Linked DNA regions of Homo sapiens: region 2 is linked to region 1. The links are chromatin loops, found by intact Hi-C in ENCODE. Cell type or tissue: heart left ventricle. All regions are shown on one strand. Links, peaks and the distances in the headings refer to the core of each region. The heading gives the core; the rest is flanking DNA.

Region 1 (9,588 bases), core at 710-8,709:
CCCAGTGATGCTCAATGAGGGAAGTGGAGGAAGAGGAGAAAGGGGACCTCGAATGCCGAATCAGGGAGGACCCTGGGGATGTGCTGAGGAACAGGGTTCCGGGAGCTTGCCGGGTCAGACAAAACTTGACAGCTGCTACTCCAGGAATCCATCCCCCAGTTACAATTCATCCTTGCCTGCTGGCAAGAGTTCCTTGAGCCGAGAAGACTGCCACTACCCAGGATGATTGCATCAGGGGCCTTCTGCCATGGATAAATGGGGAGCTGCTGCATTGGTTCTTAGCCTCTCTCCTTTCCCCATACTTGAAGTGAGGGCCCATAAGCTCCTGTGAGCCTATAAGACTGCCAAGATTGCCCTCCAAGCTGTTCCCCAAGGCCAAAGGTCGAACTTCTTCCCAGTTCTTCACTACTTTACTATTACCATCCCACTTCCATACTCAGTGGAGAGAGGGAAATTGTGTTTAGCTGTAGCCCCAACAGGAATCTAGGGCCTGCATGGCCTAGTTGAGAAGTTGTTTCTATTTCCAGAGAATTGCAGGGGATACACTTTCTTTATCCACAGCTATCCCTACTCCTAAGGAGGTACATAAACCAGGCCTTTGTATGCAGCTTTCTAAATAGTTAAATGTGTCTGAGGAAGGGGGAGGCCCATGGAAAGGACCACCCAGACAGAAAGTCTAGAAAGCTCTGCTCTAATGAAGCTGACCCAGAGGGAGAGAGACTGGGCAGGAGAACACATTCTACTGGAAGCCAGTATGACCTGTCCTTGGCCTGAGCCATCTGCCACTACCCAGGATGATTGCATCGGGGCCTTTCTGCCATGGATAAATAGAGAGAGGCTGCATTTGTTCTTAGCCTGTCTCCTTCCCCCACACTTAAAGTGAAGGACCATTCCCTAATCTCTGGCTGCAGCCCTGGCACCAAATACTTGATAGGTACGCCAGGCGCGGTGGCTCACGCCTGTAATCCCTGCACTTTGGGAGGCCAAGGTGGGTGGATCACCTGAGGTCAGGAGTTCAAGACCAGCCTGGCCACCATGATGAAACCCCATCCCTACTAAAAATACAAAAAGTTAGCCCGACGTGGTGGCGGGCGCCTGTAATCCCAGCTATTCAGGAGGCTGAGGCAGGAGAATCGCTTGAACCCAGGAGGTGAAGGTTATAGTTAGCCAAGATGGCACCACTGCACTCCAGCCTGAGCAACAAGAGCAAAACTCCATCTCAAACAAACAAATACTTGATAGGTGCTATTGGCCTCAACCTGCCCACAGGGAAGGAGCATACATACCCAGGCTTGGCCCCTAAATATAACAGGTGGTGATGGGGCTGCCCAGGACCCCCACTTCCCTCCTCCACATCTCAGGGTCATTGACTCTGCTTGGCCTAGATAACAGAAGCAGCCAAAAGCTGGCGAGTGAGAAGCCTAGAGGAATGCCAGAGAAAGCAAGCCTGCCTTGCCTCCACCATGAATTAACTCCCACATGAACCCACCCCTGAAGCCAGACTGGTCACTTTACCCAGCACTGTGTGTATGTGAGTGTGGGCTGCCTCACTTTTCCTGGCACTGTTCCTCAGCCATATGTATTATCTCATTTAATCCTTATGTTAATGTCAGAGATTATGTGACTTCCCTGAGATCTCACAACCAGCAAATGAAAGATCCAGACCATGAGCCATTCCTTTTCCTTTTAGATTCTGTCATCCTCCCACCTCTCCCATCCAGTTCCTTTCACTTCTGGAAACATCCCTGAGTACCCCCAACTCAGTGGTTTCCCCTGTGGTCTCTGTGCTCCCCCTCAGGCTATGAACTTCTAAAAAGCAGGTACCCTGCAACACCAGAACCCAGCAAAGGAATGGACACATAAGAGATCCCAAGGCTGGGCGCGGTGGCTCATGCCTGTAATCCCAGCACTTTGGGAGGCCGAGGCGGGTGGATTGCCTGAGCTCAGAGTTCAAGACCAGCCTGGGCAAAACGGTGAAACTCTGTCTCTACTAAAATACAAAAAAATTAGCCAGGCGTGGTGTCACGCGCCTGTGGTCCCAGCTACTCGGGAGGCTGAGATGGGAGGATCACTTGAGCCTGGGCAGTAGAGGCTGCAGTGCACCAAGATCATGCCACTGCACTGCAGCCTGGGTGACAGAATGAGACCCTGTCTCATTGAAAAAATTTAAAAAAAGGAGATCCCAAGACGTTTGTTTCATGAGTCAGTAATGAGATTTAATTAGATTGCTTTTATCCTGTTATTTGGAGAATATCTCTAGTTTAGGCCCAAAACACGTACCCAGGACCAGTGGAAATGACAGTGAAACAAGCTGTTCTATCATAAAGGAGGCTGCTTGCAGAAAGAGAAGAGAAGCCTCTTTATCCCTTCCTATTCCTGGGGTCTATGGCTTTGGCTCTGGCTGAGCTTAGCTGGGCTCAGGAAACCATTTTGTTTGGGAGAAGACAGGTCATTTTGTAGCTTGGAGCAGCCAGACAGCACTAGGCCCTAGGTTGGAAAGGCTGGAAACTGTAGACCCATTTCTTCCATCCTAGTCTTTGAACTATAAGGCAAGAGGTTTCCTTAATAGACAGACTTGGCCTTGGAAGCATCCATAGAAATGGTGGACTTTGTCACAATTGTTAGCAGTGATGGGCCTATGATGAAAGCAGAGTCCCAAGGCCCAAGTGGTTACAAATCTATTTATCCATGGACCTTATGTCTTGCAGAGTCTGGTAAAAAGGAAGGAGATTAAGACTTACTTAAAGCATAGCATCGGGAGTTGTACTCCTGATGACAACCAGTGCTGAGTCCAGGCCACTCCCTGTCTTCAGCTATTGCCCCAAGAGCAAACTAGGGGCCCATACAGACTTAAGTTAGAGGCTGTTTCTATTTCAGAGACTTGCTAGGGGTACAGTTCTTTTTAACCTTAAATTTTTTATGTTATCATTATTATTGTTTTTTGAGGCAGGGTCTCACTTTGTCGCCCAGGCTGGAGTGCAATGGCACAATCACAGCTCGCTGCAGCCTCTATCAACTCTCCTGCCTCAGCCTCCCAAGTAGCTGGGACTACAGGTGTGCGCCACCACACCCAGCTAATTTTTTATTTTTTGTAGAGATGGGGTCTCACTATGTTGCCAGGGCTTGAACTCCTGGCCTCAAGCAATCCTCCCGCCTCAGCTTCCCAAAGGGCTGGGATTACAAGCATGAGCTACCATGCCACTTTATGCTCAGCAGGACACACTCTATAACAGGGAGAAGAAAGTGCTATTCAGGTAGGCTGCTTTTCATGTGCAGTTACTGTTTGGCCAACAGCATCATACATATATTAGTTCCTCCATAGGCATTTTTCTGGGTGAATGGACAAATGGAAATGGCAAACCTGTTAGGTGTTCACCCCTTCAACCTAAATGTTCCTCTTCCCCAGGACTGAGGCTCTAGAGATGATGTTAATTTGCACAAGCTTTCAAAAAATCAGTTGAGCAGTGTGTATCAAGAGCCATAAAAATGTTCATACTCTTTGACCCAAACAACCCACTTCTGGGAATCTGTCCTAAGGATATTCTCCAAATGATTGATTACAAAAACTACATAGTAACATGAAATATTTATGATGGAATGATTTTTTTTAAGTCTGGAAGAACTGACCAAGAAATTTGCCAGAGATAATAGTAGTTGTGTTAGAAAAATTAGCTTATTGTAGATTCATTTTCTCTTTCTCAAACTTTACATATTGGAATATTGATTTTACCCTACTCTGCCACTTGAGGTTTATCAATCAGGAACCCAATAGAAACAGCACACTCAGATAGGATAGTTGAAAGTTTAATAGAGGGACTATTGCCTCTATTCTTCCCAATTTCCAATCCTTTACACCCTGAATTCTGCAACTCTTAGTGACTCACTCAACAATTATTAAGCACCTATTTATTGTCTGGTGAAGAAGGCAGACTTTCAAGTACATAAGTTTTTGTGTCATAAATGCAATTATACATATATAAATTGAGTTGTTATGCAGAGCACAAAGAAGCAATTATCTGCCAGGAGAGAGACATGAATCAAGGAAGGTTTCAAAGAGGGGGTAGGCTGGGTACAGTGGCTCACGCCTATAATTCCAGCACTTTGGAAGGCCCAGGTGGGCAGATGACCTGAGCCCAGGAGTTTGAGACCAACCTGGGCAACATGGCAAAACCCTGTCTATACAAAATTACAAAAATTAGCTAGGTGTGGTGGTGCACACCTGTAGTCCCAGCCATTTGGGAGGTCGAGGTGGGAGGATCCCTTGAGACTGGGAGCTCAAGGCTGCAGTGTGCTGTGAAGGCACCACTGCACTCCAACCTGGGCAACAGAGGGAGATCCTGCCTCAAAAAAAAAAAAAAAAAGGTGGGTTTTGGGGGTGATTCAAGTTCAGTTTTTGAAGATTATCTGCCAAGACAAAAGGACCAAAACATGTACAAAGGCAGGAACGAGGGAACACTGATGTGAGGGAACTATGGGAGAGAAGGCTTTAGCTAGATCACACAGGGCCCTGTGCTCCAAGTGGGCCTTGTGCTTTGGAGCTATCAGATTTGCATGTTAGAGAAATGACTCTGGTCTCAGTGGAGAGAGTGGACTGAAGAGGGCAAGAATGGAAGCCGGGAAGAGTGAACAGAAGAAATCTTGGGCTTTGATTGGGTCGGAAAGAAAGTGTGGCCCTACCCACTTTGATGCCATCTCTAAGACCTACTGCTACCTGACCCCCGACCTCTGGAAGGAGACTGTATTCACCAAGTCTCCCTATCAGGAATTCACTGACCACCTCGTCAAGACCCACACCAGAGTCTCCGCGCAGAGGATCCAGGCTCCAGCTGTGGCTACAACATAGGGTTTTTATACAAGAAAAATAAAGTGAATTAAGCCTGAAAAAAAAAAAAAAGAAAAGAAAAAGAAATTGTGGCCCTAGGCCGGGCGCGGTGGCTCACGCTTGTCATCCCAACACTTTGGGAGGCTGAGGCGGGCGGATATCCTGAGCTCGGGAGTCTGAGACCAACCGGGGCAACATGGCGAAACCCGTTCTCTACCAAAAATACAAAAAGCCGGGCGTGGTGGTGCATGCCTGTGATCCCAGCTACTCGGGAGGCTGAGGTGGGAGGATGGCTTGAGCCTGGAAGGCGGAGCCTGCAAGCCGAGATGGAGCCACTGCACTCCAGCCTGGGTGACAGAGTGAGACCCCGTCTTAAAAAAAAAAAAAAAAGTGTATCCCTAACAGAGCCCGCAAAGGCCCTTTCTCAGCGTAAGCCTCTGGACTTACACTTGGCCGGCGCTGCGCCTCTCCGGGATCCCCCTCCCTCCTCCTCCCTGGGGCCCCGCGGGCGGGAGGGAGGCGCGGGGTGGCCCAGCCTGGGTGGTCTCCCGCCCCGCCCCCTGCGGCGCCGTTACCTAGCAGCGGGCCGGGCCGCGCGGCTAGGGTAATTTGCGGGCCCCTCAGCCAATGGGAGGGCGTCGCCCCGGCCAGCTCCCTTTTCTGGAGCTCCAGCCGCCTCCCGGGGACTGCAGTTGCCACCTCGAGCCCTGCTGTGCGTCTCGGGCCAGCAATTCCGCCTGCGCGCGGGACCCATTCCTCCTCCAGCCGCCGCGGCCCACGGCCCACGGAGCGGGTGAATCCCGGCGCCGCGCCCCGGACCCGCAGCTCCCTGCACTCCTCCCTCCCAGCCGCTTTAACACCCACACCCCACAGTCTCTCCCACGCCCGCGCCTTGGCGGCCCCACTGAATCCCTACGCGGGGCCCAGCGGTACCGGGAGACCGGGCTAGCCTATGGGAGCGCCCAGATAACGCGGGTTGGGGGCGCCCGCGCCCCCCATCCCCGCCAGCATGACTCGATCGCCGCCCCTCAGAGAGCTGCCCCCGAGTTACACACCCCCAGCTCGAACCGCAGCACCCCAGGTGAGTAGAGGGGGAGCTGGAAGAAGGAAGAGAGCGGAGCCAGGTCTGTCACTCGGGCCTCTGCAAGGTTTGTGATGTCTTGAAGTGCCGAGTGTCATTAGATGTCTGAAGGCAAGTGAGAGCCAGCACCGCAAGCAAGTTGTGCGTGTGTGTCGGTGTGTCTGTGCCGGTGTCTCCTCATCGTCTGGCCAGTGAGAATGAATGTCTGTGGGTTCACCTCTGTGTCCACCCGACGACAGGTGTGTGTACATATGTATCCTGCTCTCAGAAAATGGGCCTATGCCGGCCGGGCGCGGTGACTCACGCCTGTAATCCCAACACTGGGAGGCTGAGGCAGGCAGATTACCTGAGGTCAGGAGTTCGAGACCAGCCAGGCCAACATGGGGAAACTCTGTCTCTACTAAAAATAAAAAATTAGCAGGGCGTGGTGGCGGGCGCCTGTAGTCCCAACTACTCGGGAGGCTGAGGCAGGAGAATCTCTTGAACCTGGGAGGCGGAGGTTGCAGTCAGCCGAGATCACACCACTGCACTCCAGCCAGGGCAACAGAGCGAGACTGCGTCTCAAAAAAAAAAAAAAAAAAAAAAAGGAGAGAAAACAAAAAGAAAAGAAAGGAAAATAGGCCTATGCCTTCCTCAGGTGTGTGCTGGGGATGGTGGGTGTTACATCTTCCAAGTCTGGGCCTGTGTCTGTGTTGGTGCTCCCTGTCCCACATCCAGAAATCAAGAAGCGAGGGCTGGGCAGCAGATATACAGGGTGAGAAGGGAAGGATTTCATGCATTGTTGCAGTGATGCCTGGCTGACCCTTCTCTTTCCATCCCAGATCCTAGCTGGGAGCCTGAAGGCTCCACTCTGGCTTCGTGCTTACTTCCAGGGCCTGCTCTTCTCTCTGGGATGCGGGATCCAGAGACATTGTGGCAAAGTGCTCTTTCTGGGACTGTTGGCCTTTGGGGCCCTGGCATTAGGTCTCCGCATGGCCATTATTGAGACAAACTTGGAACAGCTCTGGGTAGAAGGTAAGTTGTGGACACTGGCCATAGCTGCTCAGGTATGGTGAGCCCAAGACAAGAACGGGGTGAGGAGCTGGCTACTGAGCTCTAGCAGGCCTGGCCCTGGGGCTGGAGGGTCACCTGCTGGCCAGAGTCCTACACCTGGGCATCTAGGAACACCGTTCCCTCCCACAACCATAAATGGACATCTGCAGATGTTAGACCTTGTGAATTGGGTGTATAGAATATTTGTCTGTGATTTTGTACGTTAGCATTTATTGCTAACTTTCTATGTGTGTCTTTGACAATGCATCAGGGTTTTACAAAGGCAGCTAAAACAAGATTCATCTTTCAGTAGCAAAGAAAGTAAAATATGTGCTGGAATAACTAAAATACAATACAGAGCATCCTGTGATTATGTGGTATAAGATAGGGTAGGGAGAAATCACTTCTGACCAGCAGAATCAGAAAAGTTAGAACTAGAAGGCTGGGGAAACTGAGTAAATAATCTGGCCAAGCCTGCAGGGAGAGGACTCAGGCACCCAGGCCCATTTAATGGAAAAGCAATACAGAATCCACACTTTGAGGCAATAGCCAGGGTCAGATGGAATCAAATCCTCACTTTCTTAAGGAAGCATAAAAGAAGAATGATTTTCTTGGGGTTTTTTTTTGGGGGGGGTTGTTTTTTTGTTTGTTTGTTTGTTTGAGACAGAGTCTTTCTCTGTCACCCAGGCTGGAGTGCAGTGGTGCGATCCTGGATCACTACAACCTCACTTCCCGGGTTCAAGTGATTCTCGTGCCTCAGCCTCCAAGTAGCTGGGATCACAGGTGCCCACCAACACACCCGGCTAATTTTTGTATTTTTAGTAGAGACAGCCTAGACCTCCAGGGCTCAGGTCCTCCCACCTCAGCCTCCCAAGTAGCTGGGATTACAGGCGTGCGCCACCACACCCAGCTAATTTTTGTTTTGTTTTGTTTTGGAGACAGAATCTCACTCTGTCACCCAGGCTGGAGTGCAGTGGTGTGATCTCAGCTCAGTGCAACCTCCACCTCCCAGGGTCAAGTGATTCTTGTGCCTCAGCCACCTAAGTAGCTGGGACTACAGGCATAAGCCACCACACCCTGATAATTTTTGGGTTTTTGGTTTTTTGTTTTTTTTTTGAGACAGAGTCTCACTCTGTCTCATCCAAGCTGGAGTTTAGTGGCTTGATATCGTCTCACTGCAACCTCTGCCTCCCAGGTTCAAACGATTCTCCTGCCTCAGCCTCCAAAGTAGCTGAGATTACAGGTGGGCGACACCATGCCTGGCTAATTTTTGTATTATTAGTAGAGACCAGGTTTCACCATGTTGGCCAGGCTGGTCTCGAACTCCTGGCTTCAAGTAATCCGCTCACCTCAGCCTCCCAAAGTGCTGGGATTACAGGTGTGAGCCACCGTGCCTGGCCAGAATGATTTCTCATTAATAATTTCAGCAGGCCAGGCACGGTGGCTCACGCCTGTAATCCCAGCACTTTGGGAGGCCGGGGCGGGCGGATCAAAGGTCAGGAGTTCAAGACCAACCTGGCCAACATAATAAAACCCCATCTCTACTAAAAATACAAAAATTAGCCAGGCGTGGTGGCGGGCGCCTGTAGTCCCAGCTACTTGGGAAGCGGAGACAGGAGAATTGCTTGAACCTGGGAGGCGGAGGTTGCAGTGAGCCAAGATCGCCGCACTGCACTCCAGCCTGGGCAGCAGAGGGAGATTCCATCTCAAAAAAAAAAAAAAAAAAATTTCAGCATGACTCTCTTCTTTCCTGAGGGCTGGTTTCATATGGCAGCCCTTTGATAGGAGTCAAACTCCAGTCTGTTTTTCCCTGGGAAATTTGCATTTTGTAGACTCCCTCAGCCCTGGCCCATACCCAAAGGCAGAACCCAGGTTGGAGTCTCACACCCTCGAGTTATTTCAAATACTGGCAAGTCCTAGGATCCACAGCAGATGTTTCTCAGAGCTTGCCTGCCTGTTGAGCTCCCACACGCCATCCCCACCCTACCTACCCCCAGCCCTGCAGACTCTCACATCCATATACACTCTAGGCCAGCCCTGGGGTCCAGAGCAGATGTCTCGCTCTGCCTGCCTGCCCCCAGCCCCAGGACACAGATGTGCATACACGCACATACACATATCCCCACCCACACCACTGCTGCCTGGGTGGTCCCAGATGACTCTTGGATTTCCTGCCCCAACAGAGGCAGTCTCCCTTCCCTTCCTCCCTCTCCATTCCCCACATTCTCCCCATCTAAACACTGCTTGAGCCTCCATGTTTCCTCATCCTCTCTCCTATACTCCAGCATAGGATAGGCTAGACCCCAGCAGTTTTTTGCTGTTGTTTGGGGGAGGGTTTTATAAGAGGATGGTAGCCAATTCCTAGGCTTTTTTCCTTTATTTCAGAATATCACTCTTGTCCTATATTGGCTGGGGGTGAGGTAAAAATCTTTTTTTTTCTTTCTGTTTTTTTTTTTTTTTTTTTTTTGAGAGTAAGTCTTGCTCTGTTGCCCAGGCTGTAGTGCAGTGACGCAATCTCGGCTCACTGCAACCTCCGCCTCCCGGGTTCAAGCGATTCTCCAGAGTAGCTGACACTATAGGCATGCGCCACCATGCCCGGCTAATTTTTTTGTATTTTTAGTAGAAACAGGGTGTCACCATGTTGGCCATGCTG
Region 2 (9,588 bases), core at 1,012-9,011, 130 kb before region 1:
CAGGCTGGAGTGCAGTGGCACGATCTTGGCTCACTACAACCTCCGCCAGGGTTCAACCTCTCCCGGGTTCAAGTGATTCTCCTGCCTCAGCTTCCTGTGTAGCTGGGACTACAGGCATTTTCCACCATGCCCGGCTAAGTTTTTGTATTTTTAGTAGAGACAGGGTTTCACCATGTTAGCTAGAATGGTCTCGATCTCAGGACCTCGTGATCTGCCCACCTCGGCCTCCCAAAGTGCTGGGATTACAGGCATGAGCCACCGTGCCTGGCCAGGAAAAGGTTTTAATGAATTTTATTTTCATTAAAATAATGAGTTCAGCTTTGGTCACATTGAGTTTGAGGTGTCCTATATTTAGATGTAATAAATCAGGGTGCCAAAGCCTGAGGCCCAGTCTTGTGATCCAGTGTTCATTCCATTATTAGAGTTGCCTCCAATAGGAAGGGTGGTAGCTTAATAGCTCTCTCTTTGTATTGAATGAAGATTTAAAATGTTGGAGTCTCACCCTGTCGCCCAGGCTGGAGTACAGTGGTGTGATCTCAGCTCACTGCAACCTCCACCTCCCAGGTTTAAGCAATTCTCCTGCTTCAGTCTCCCGAGTACCTGGGACTACAGGCGTGTACCACCACTCCCGGCTAATTTTTTTGTATTTTTAATAGAGACAGGGTTTCGCCATGTTGTCCAGGCTGGTCTTGAACTTCTGACCTCAAGTGATCTGCCTGTCTCGGCCTTCCAAAGTGTTGGAATTACAGGTGTGAGCCACTACGCATGGCCCCCTTTGGTTTTTTTGTTTTTTAGAGACAGAGTCTTGCTCTGTCGTCCAAGGCTGGAGTACAGTGGCATGATTTCAGCTCATTGCAACCTCTGCCTCCTGGGATCAAACGATCCTCCCATCTTAGCCTCCTGAGTAGCTGCAACTACATGCATGCCACCACACCTGGATAATTTTTCTTTCCTCCTTTTTTTTTTTTTTTTTTTTTTGGCAGAGACAGGGTTTCGCCACGTTACCCAGGCTGGTCTTGAGTTCCTGGGCTGAAGTTATCTGCCTGCCTTGGCTTCCCAGAGTGTTTTTTATATTTCTTCCCATTTGTATTTTTGATTAATGTTCTTCTGAATTCTTCATATCAAGGAGAAGTGGCATATAATATATTAAAGTGTGGGCACCATTCATATAGACCTGAGGTTTTTTTTTGTTTGTTTGTTTGTTTTGAGACAGACTCACTCTGTTACCCAGGCTGGAGTGCAGTGGGGTGATCTTGGCCCACTGCAACCTCCACCTCCCAGACTCAAGCAATCCTCCCACCTAAACCTCTGGTTTTTTGGAGTTTTTTTATAGAGACAAGGTTTTGCCATGTTGCCCAGGCTGGTCTTGAACTCCAGGGCTCAAGTGATCCGCCTGCCTCGGCCTCCCAAAGTGCTGGGATTTACAGGCATGAGCCACTGCGCCCAGCCAGCATGTCTTTTAATCCAAGATTCCTCATTTGTAAGATGAGATTGTTCTAAGAATTAATTGGGGGGAGGCCAGATGCAGTGGTTCACGTCTGTAATCACAACACTTGGGGAGGCCAAGGCTGGCGGATCCTTTGAGCCCAGGAGTTGGAGACCAGCCTGGGCAACAGAGCGAAACCTCATCTCTACAGAAAATACAAAAATTAGCCAAGCATGGTGGCACATGCCTGTAGTCTCAGCTACTTGGGAGGCTGAGGTGGGAGGATTGCCTGATCTTGGGAGGTTGAGGCTGCTGTGAACTGCGACAGTGCCACTGCACTCCAGCCTGAGTGGCAGAGTGAGACCCTGTCTGTAAAAAAAAAAAAAAAAAAAAAAAAAAAAAAAAGAATTTATTGGGGGAATGCAGGTAAAATATATTGAAAAGGCACAATAATATTAGCAGTTGTTATTACACCTAGAAATAGACCAAATCTAATTGAAATAATGGAACCACTGTCTATATGAGTAAGTTTTTGTTTTTCTTTCTTTTTTTCTTTTGTCCTATAGAAGTCATTGTGGTTACAACCAGGGATGTTCAAAAGGCTCTATGTGCAGAATTCAAGATGAAAATGAAGCCAGATATTGTGTGTATTCCTGATGACGCTGACATGGGAACTGCAGATTCTTTGCGCTACATATATCCAAAACTTAAGGTGAAAAGCAATTTTTTGACTCTTCTTGTTTATTGAAGATAGATGATATCTTATGTTTTCCCAGTGCATTATAGTCTTTTTTTTGAGACAGAACCTCGCTCTGTCACCTAGGCCGGAGTGCAGTAGTGTGATCTCAATTCACTGCAACCTCCACCTCCCGGGTTCAAGCAATTCTCCTGCCTCAGCCTCCCAAGTAGCTGGGATTACAGGCATACGCCACCGTGCCTGGCTAATTTTGTATTTTTAGTATAGATGGGATGTTGGCCAGGCTAGACTCGAACTCCTGACCTCAGGTGATCCACCCTCCTCGGCCTTCCAAAGTGCTGGGATTACAGGCGTGAGCCATCACGCCTGGCCCCCAGTGCATTATAGTTTACAAAACTTTATTTCTGATATATTTTTACATCACATACTTTGTTACCCATGTACTCTTCAGTTGCTCTTTGATTTGGTTACTAGTAAAGATTTAGACATTAATTTGTCATAGTCACTGGTTTCCAATGTTTTTGAGTAATAGCACATTTTTATTAAAAAAGAAAAAAAAGACATACTCTAGGCCAGGCACAGTGGCTTATGCCTGTAATCCCTTTGGGAGGCCAAGGCAGGTGGATCACTTGAGGTCAGGAGTTTGAGACCAGCCTGGTCAACGTGGTAAGACCCTGTCTCTACTAAAAAGACAAAAATTAGCTGGGCATGGCGGTGCACATCTGTAATCCTAGCTACTGGGGAGGCTGAGGCAGGAGAATCGCTTGAACCCAGGAGGTGGAGGTTGCAGTGAGCCGAGATCATGCCACTGCACTCCAGCCTGGGCAACAGAGTGAGATCCCATCTCAAAAAAAAAAAAAAGATATACTCTAAATGTACTTCAAAAGATTCCATTCATATGAAGTTTGTGAACAAGCAATGTTAATGTATAAATCAGAGGAGCAGTTGACTCTGCAGGTGAGGATTGACTAGAAAGAAGTACAAAGGAACGTTCAAAAATTCATAGACCTCCCATGTAATATTTGAACTTTTAGTTAACCTTTGGTTAAGAAACTAAGGAGCACATAGATATGAGAACATAGTCTCCCCAATGGTTTGTGGCCCATGAGCTGAGAAAGATCCACTGTAGATTGTTCTAAAATTGTTTTTCTTTGGAAAAAATTCAATCGTTGTGATGTTGCCATATTACTTGAAATGGGAGACAAACTTTCTTCTGTTATTTCTGGTGATTAAACGGATGTGTTATTTTCAACCGACTTTTGTACTATAAAACAAAAAATTAATGCAAATATGTACATGGCTTTCCCACCCCTTTTATTGAGGAATAATTTATACACAGTAAAATGCACAGATACTAAATATACACCTAGATTACCATTATCCAAATCTAGAACAATTCCATCACCCCTGAAAGTTCCTTTGTGCTTCTTTCTAGTAAGTCTCTGATCTTCTGAGTCAACCACTCTTCTGTTTCTATCACTATGTATTAATTTTATTTGCTTATAAACTTCATATAAATGGAAACATACAATTTTGTTCTGGCTTCTTTTGTTCAACATATTTTTCAGATTCTTTCATGTTATTGAAAGTATAACTAATCTGTTCCTTTTCATGCTTAGTAGTATTCCATTGAATGAATATACTACTATTTATTTATCTATCCTCCTATTGACAGTTATTTGGGTTGTTTCTAATTTTTGGCTATCATGCATAAAGCTATTATGAGCATTGTTCTGCAGGTCTTTTTGTGAAAATATTCTATAGGCTGTAAGGTTTACTTTATTGGAAACTAGCAGTTTTCTAAAGTGATTGTACCATTTTATACTTTCATCAACAGTTTGTAAGAGTTGCGTTTGCTTCACGTCTTCATCAACACTTGGTGTTGTCAGTCTTTTTAATTTTAACCATTCTAGTAGGTATGTATGTAGTGGTATCTCATTGTGGTTTTAATTTACATTTCCCTGATGGTAATGATGCTGAACACCTTTTCATGTGTTTATTGGCCATTTATATATGTTCATGAAGTGTCTGTTCAAAGCATTTGTCTATTTTTTAATTGAGTTGTTTGCCTTTCCATTATTGATTATAGGAATTCTTAATATAGTCCAGATGCAAGTCGTTTGTGAGATATGTGTTGTGAATATTTTCCACCAGTCTGTGGCTTTTTATTTAATGGTGTCTCTTGAAGAAAAGTTTTTAATGATGATGAAATCCAAATTACTGATTTTTTCTTTTATGGTTATTGCTTTTTGTGTCCGGCCTAAGAAATCTCTGCCCATCTGACCTTTGTGTAGATGTTCTTCTATGGTTTTGTCTTTGTTTTGTATTCTTTTTGAGACAGAGTCTTGCTCTCTCACCCAGGCTGAGTGCAGTGGTGCAATCTCCACCTCCACTGCACCTCCTCACCGCACCACCTCACTGCAGCCTCCACCTCTCAGGTTCAACTGATTCTCGTGCCTCAGCCTCCTGAGTAGCTGGGATTACAGGTGTGTGCCACCACACCTGGCTAATTTTTGTAGTTTATAGAGACAGGGTTTCACCATGTTGGCCAGGCTGGTCTCGGGCTCCCAGGTTCAAGTGACCTACCCACCTTGGCCTCCCAAAGTGCTGGGATTACACACATGAGCGACCTCACCCAGCTCAGATTTGACATCTTAATATTGAATCTTTTGATCCTTGAACATCGTATATATAGTAATGTGCCACATAACGATTTTTGGTCAATGACTGGCCACATATGTGGTCCCATAAGATTGTAATACCATATTTTTACTGTACCTTTTCTATGTTTAGATATGTTTAAATACACAAATACTTACCATTGTGTTACAGTTACCTATGGTATATAATAACATACAGGTTTGTTACCTAGGAACAATAGGCTATACCATATAGCCTAGGTATGTAGTAGGCTATACTATCTAGGTTTGAGTAAGTACATTCTATGATGTTCGCACAACGAAATCACCTAACAATGCATTTCTCAGAACATACCGGATTTCTCAGAACATATCGCTGTCATTAAGTAACACATAATTGTGTATCTATTTATTTAAGTTTCGCTTAATTTCTCTCAACTGAGTTTTGTAATTTTCAGTGATGATTTTTTTTTTCTTGAGACAGCCTTGCTCTGTCGTCCAGGCTGGAGTGCAGTGGTGTGATCAAGGCTCACTGCAGCCTCAACCTCCTGGGCTCAAGTGATCTCCACATCAGCCTCTCAAGTAGATGGGACTACAGGCACATGCTACCATGCACAGCTAATTTTTTAGATTTTTATTTTAGTAGAGATGTCTCACTGTGTTGCTCAGGCTAGTTTCAAACTCCAGGGCTCAAGCTGTCCTCCCACTTCAGTCTCCTAAAGTGCTGGGATAACAGGCATGAGCCACCACACCCAGCCCAATGTAGAAATTTTGAACATGTCTTGATAAATTTATTCCTAGGTAAATATTTTTAATGATATTGTAACTGGTATTTTTTCTATTTTCAATTGTTTATTGCTTGTACATAGAAATACAATTGATTTTTGTATTTTGGCATTATGCGCTGTGACCTTTTAAATTATAGATTCGTTTAGGACCTTATCATCATATTGCCTGCAAATAAAAACAGTATTATATCTTCCTTCTTAATCTTTATTCTTTTTAAAAATTAAATTACATTAATTTTATTTTTTGAGACAGTCTCACTCTGTCACCCAGGCTAGTGTGCAGTTGTGTGGTCACAGCTCACTGTAGCCCCAAACTCCTGGGCTCAAGCAGTCCTCCCACCTCAGGCTCCCAAGTAACTAAGTAACTAGGACTACAGGCATGTGCCACCATGCCCGGCTAATTTCTTTTTTTTTCTTTTTTTTTTTTTTAGACCAGGGTCTTACTTTGTTGTCCAGGCTGGAGTGCAGTGGCTCGATCACGGCTCACTGTAACCTCGACCTCCCCAGGCTCAGGTGATCCTCCTACCTAAGCCTCCCAAGTAGCTGAGACTACAGGCATGCACCACCACACCTGGACTTTTTTTATATATAGAGAGAAAGGATCTCACTGTATTGCCCAGGCCTGGTCTGGAACTCCTGGACAGAAGTGATACCCCCAACCTTGCCCTCTCAAAATGCTGTGATTACAGGCATGAGCCACTATGCCCAGCTCTTTAAAAAAAAAAAAAATTGTCTCATTGCCCTGGCCAGGACCTCCAGTACAATGTATATAGGCATTTCCATTCACTTTTGGCCTTCCTTCTACTTTTCTGTATTTTCTCTCAAGTGGATTTTGGGTGCTTCTGATTAGAGTGGGGGCTTCCAATACAATAATGTGGGGTGTGTTGCTTTCTGGAGTACCGCTGATTATTTGTTTAGAGAATATTTGGGGAATTCCATTAGGGTAATGAGAAGAAAATTTGGGTCAAGTGTACAGTTCAGTGGTATTAAGCACATTTATAATGTTGTGCAACCATTACCACCCTCCATCTCTATAACCTTCATCTTGTGAAACTGAAACTCTATTACCATTAAATACTAACATCCCCCTCCTCCTAGCCCATGGCAGCTACCATTCTACTTCCTATTTCTATGATTTTGACTACCTCTAAGTACCTCATGTAAGTGGAATCATAGAGTATTTGTCTTTCTTTTTTTTTGAGACAGAGTCTCACTCTATCACCCTGGCTGGGGTGCAGTGGCATGATCTCAGCTCACTGCAGCCTCTACCTCCCAGGTTCAAGCATGTCTTGTGCCTCAGCCTCCTGAGTAGCTGGAACTACAGGTGCATGCCCTACCTACTACACCTGGCTAGTTTTTGTATTTTTAGTAGAAATGGGGTTTCGCCATGTTGGCCAGGCTAGTCTCGAACGTCTGGCCTCAAGTGATCTGCCCACCTTGGCCTCCAGTATTTATTTTTTGTGATTGGCTTACTTAGCATAACATCCTCAAGGTTCATCCATATTGTAGCATACTGCAGAATTTACTTCGTTTTTAAGGCTGAGGAATATTCTATTTTATGGATATGCCACATTTTGCTTAGCCATTCATCCATCCACGGACACTTGGGTTGCCTCCACATTTTAGCTATTGTGAATAATGCAGCTGTGAATATGGATGTACAAATATTTCTTTGAGACCCTCTTTCAGTTCTTTTGATTTATACTGAGAAATGTAGTTGCTGGATTATATGCTATTTCTGTGTTTAATTTTTTAATGAACTGCCATACTGTTTTCCACAGTGGCTATACCATTTTACATTGCCACCAACAGTGTACAAGGGCTCCAACCTCTTTCTCTCTTTCTTTTCTTGTTTTGTTTTTGAGACAGGATTTCGTTCTGACATCCAGGTTGGAGTGCCATGGCGCAATCATGGCTCACTGCAGCATTGACCTCCCAGGGTCAAGCGATGCTCCTATCTCAGCCTCCTGAGTAGCTGGAACCATGGGCATATGTTGCCACACCCAGCTAACTTTTTATTTTTTGTTGAGATGAGGGTGTTTCACTATATTGCCCCCAAAATACAAAAATTAGCCACGCATGGTGACACACACCTGTAGTCCCAGGTACTCAGGAGGCTGAGGTTGAGGACTGCTTGTGCTCGAGAGGTGAAGGTTGCAGTGAGCTGAGATCGTACCACTGCACTCTAGCCTGGGCAACAGAGGGAGATTCTGTCTCAAAAAAATATATAAATAAATTAAAATCAGTGTGTGTGTGTGTGTGTGTGTGTGTGTGTGTGTATTTATTTATTATTATTTTTTAAAACGGAGTTTTGCTCTTGTTGCCCAGGCTGGAGTGCAATGGCGTGATCTCGGCTCACCGCAACCTCTGCCTCCCAGGTTCAAGCGATTCTCCTGCCTCACCTTCCTGAGTAGCTGGGATTACAGGCATGCGCCACCACACCCAGCTAATTTTGTGTTTTTAGTAGAGACAGGGTTTCTCCATGTTGGTCAGGCTGGTCTCAAACTCCCGATCTCAGGTGATCCACCCACCTTGGCCTCCCAAAGTGCTGGGATTACAGGCATGAGCCACCGTGCCTGGATATATATATATATGTGTGTGTGTGTATATACATGTGTGTGTTTGTGTGTGTATATGTGTGTGTGTGTGTGTTTGTGTGTGTGTGTGTGTATTTTTTTTTAGAGACAGAGTCTCACTATGTTGCCCAGGCTGGTCTCGAACTCCTGGGCTCAAGTGATCCTCCACCTTGGCCTCCCAAAGTGCTGGGATTACAAGTATGAGCCACCATGCCTAGCCTATGGTTCCAGTTTCTCCACATCCTTCCCAGTATTTATTTTCTGCTTATTTTTGTTTGTTTGTTTTTTTGTTTTTGAGAAGGAGTCTTGCTCTGTTGCCCAGGCTGGAGTGCAATGGTGCAATCTCGGCTTACTGCAACCTTTCCTCCCAGGTTCAAGCGATTCTCCTGCCTCAGCCTCCTGAGTAGCTGGAATTACAGGTGCATACCACCACGGCCAGCTAATTTTTGTATTTTTAGTATAGAGACGGGGTTTCACCATGTTGGCCAGGTTGGTCTCAAACTCCTGACCTCGTGATCCACCCACCTCAGCCTCCCAATGTGCTGGGATTACAGGCATGAGCCACCTCACCCAGCCTATTTTTTTCTTAATAGTAGTCATCCCAATAAGCATGAGTTAGTATCTTACTGTAGTTTTGATTTGCAAAGAGCTTGGGATTTTTGGTGGTCTTCTCAGAGCTGTATTAGCTACCATCTAAAAGTTTAGAATGGATGTGTAAACTTTCTTTGCTCTATAATCTCTGAATTTTAGAAAAGTTATTTTTGGCCCAGTAAGCTAGAGATCTTGAAAGTCCCAGGCAAATAAGTTCCTCTAATACTTGGAGGCTTGAGAAGTAATAGTGGCAACTGTTAGGAGAGAAGGCATGAGAAGGAAAGTAAAGTAACCTCCAAAGGGGCATTTTACTCTCCAAGTTACTGCCTTTTTGTATGACTTTGATTTTTTTTTTTTTTTTTTCTGGAGACGGAGTCTCGCTCTGTAGCCCAGGCTGGAGTGCGGGCTCACTGCAAGCTCTGCCTCCTGGGTTCACGCCATTCTTCTGCCTCAGCCTCCCGAGTAGCTGGGACTACAGGTGCCTGCCACCAAGCCCGACTAATTTTTTTGTATTTTTAGTAGAGCCAGGGTTTCACCATGTTGGCCAGGATGGTCTCGATCTCCTACTTCGGGATCCGCCCGCCTCGGCCTCCCAAAGTGCTGGGATTATAGGCGTGAGCCACTGCGCCCGGCCATGACTTTGATCTTTTACTCCTTATTTTAGGGCTTCCCCTTGCACCTAAAATCAGAATCTTTACTAAGTCCTTCTGCAGTCTAATTTCTGTTCCTCCGTTACCCGTTCCCCCACATCATTTACACAGAATCTCTTACATATAATCCTACCTCTGAGCCATCTTCCAAGCTGTGACTTTGGCCAGCAAGTCTTTGCTATCTTTACTTGGTTTTTTCTTACTACAATAGCCCCTGAAAT

The links. A loop is a pair of places that touch in the nucleus more often than their neighbours do. Peaks named below come from ENCODE experiments on the same cell type or tissue, not always from the same donor. Only the 100,000 strongest peaks of a DNase experiment are listed, where the experiment ranks them.
Region 2: a loop joins it to region 1, with 1.9 times the contacts of the local background. A loop is called at or near these places in 32 of 110 quality-filtered maps.

Annotation. Positions count from the first base shown.
Region 1 is chr1:44,839,176-44,848,763 of GRCh38, reverse strand. PTCH2 (patched 2) reads left to right here and starts at 5,511. Exons shown (of 22, transcript NM_003738.5): 1 at 5,511-5,903; 2 at 6,725-6,917. The coding sequence starts at 5,832. RefSeq lists a silencer at 5,296-5,565. In heart left ventricle, for the core only: no CTCF peak of the experiment used is centred there; a DNase peak (open chromatin) is centred at 5,513; H3K4me3 peaks cover 1,616 bases; H3K27ac peaks cover 556 bases.
Region 2 is chr1:44,970,865-44,980,452 of GRCh38, reverse strand. EIF2B3 (eukaryotic translation initiation factor 2B subunit gamma) reads left to right here. Exons shown (of 12, transcript NM_020365.5): 3 at 1,993-2,138. Among named protein-coding and RNA genes, the nearest start is that of EIF2B3, 11 kb to the left of the region's middle. In heart left ventricle, for the core only: no CTCF peak of the experiment used is centred there; no DNase peak of the experiment used is centred there.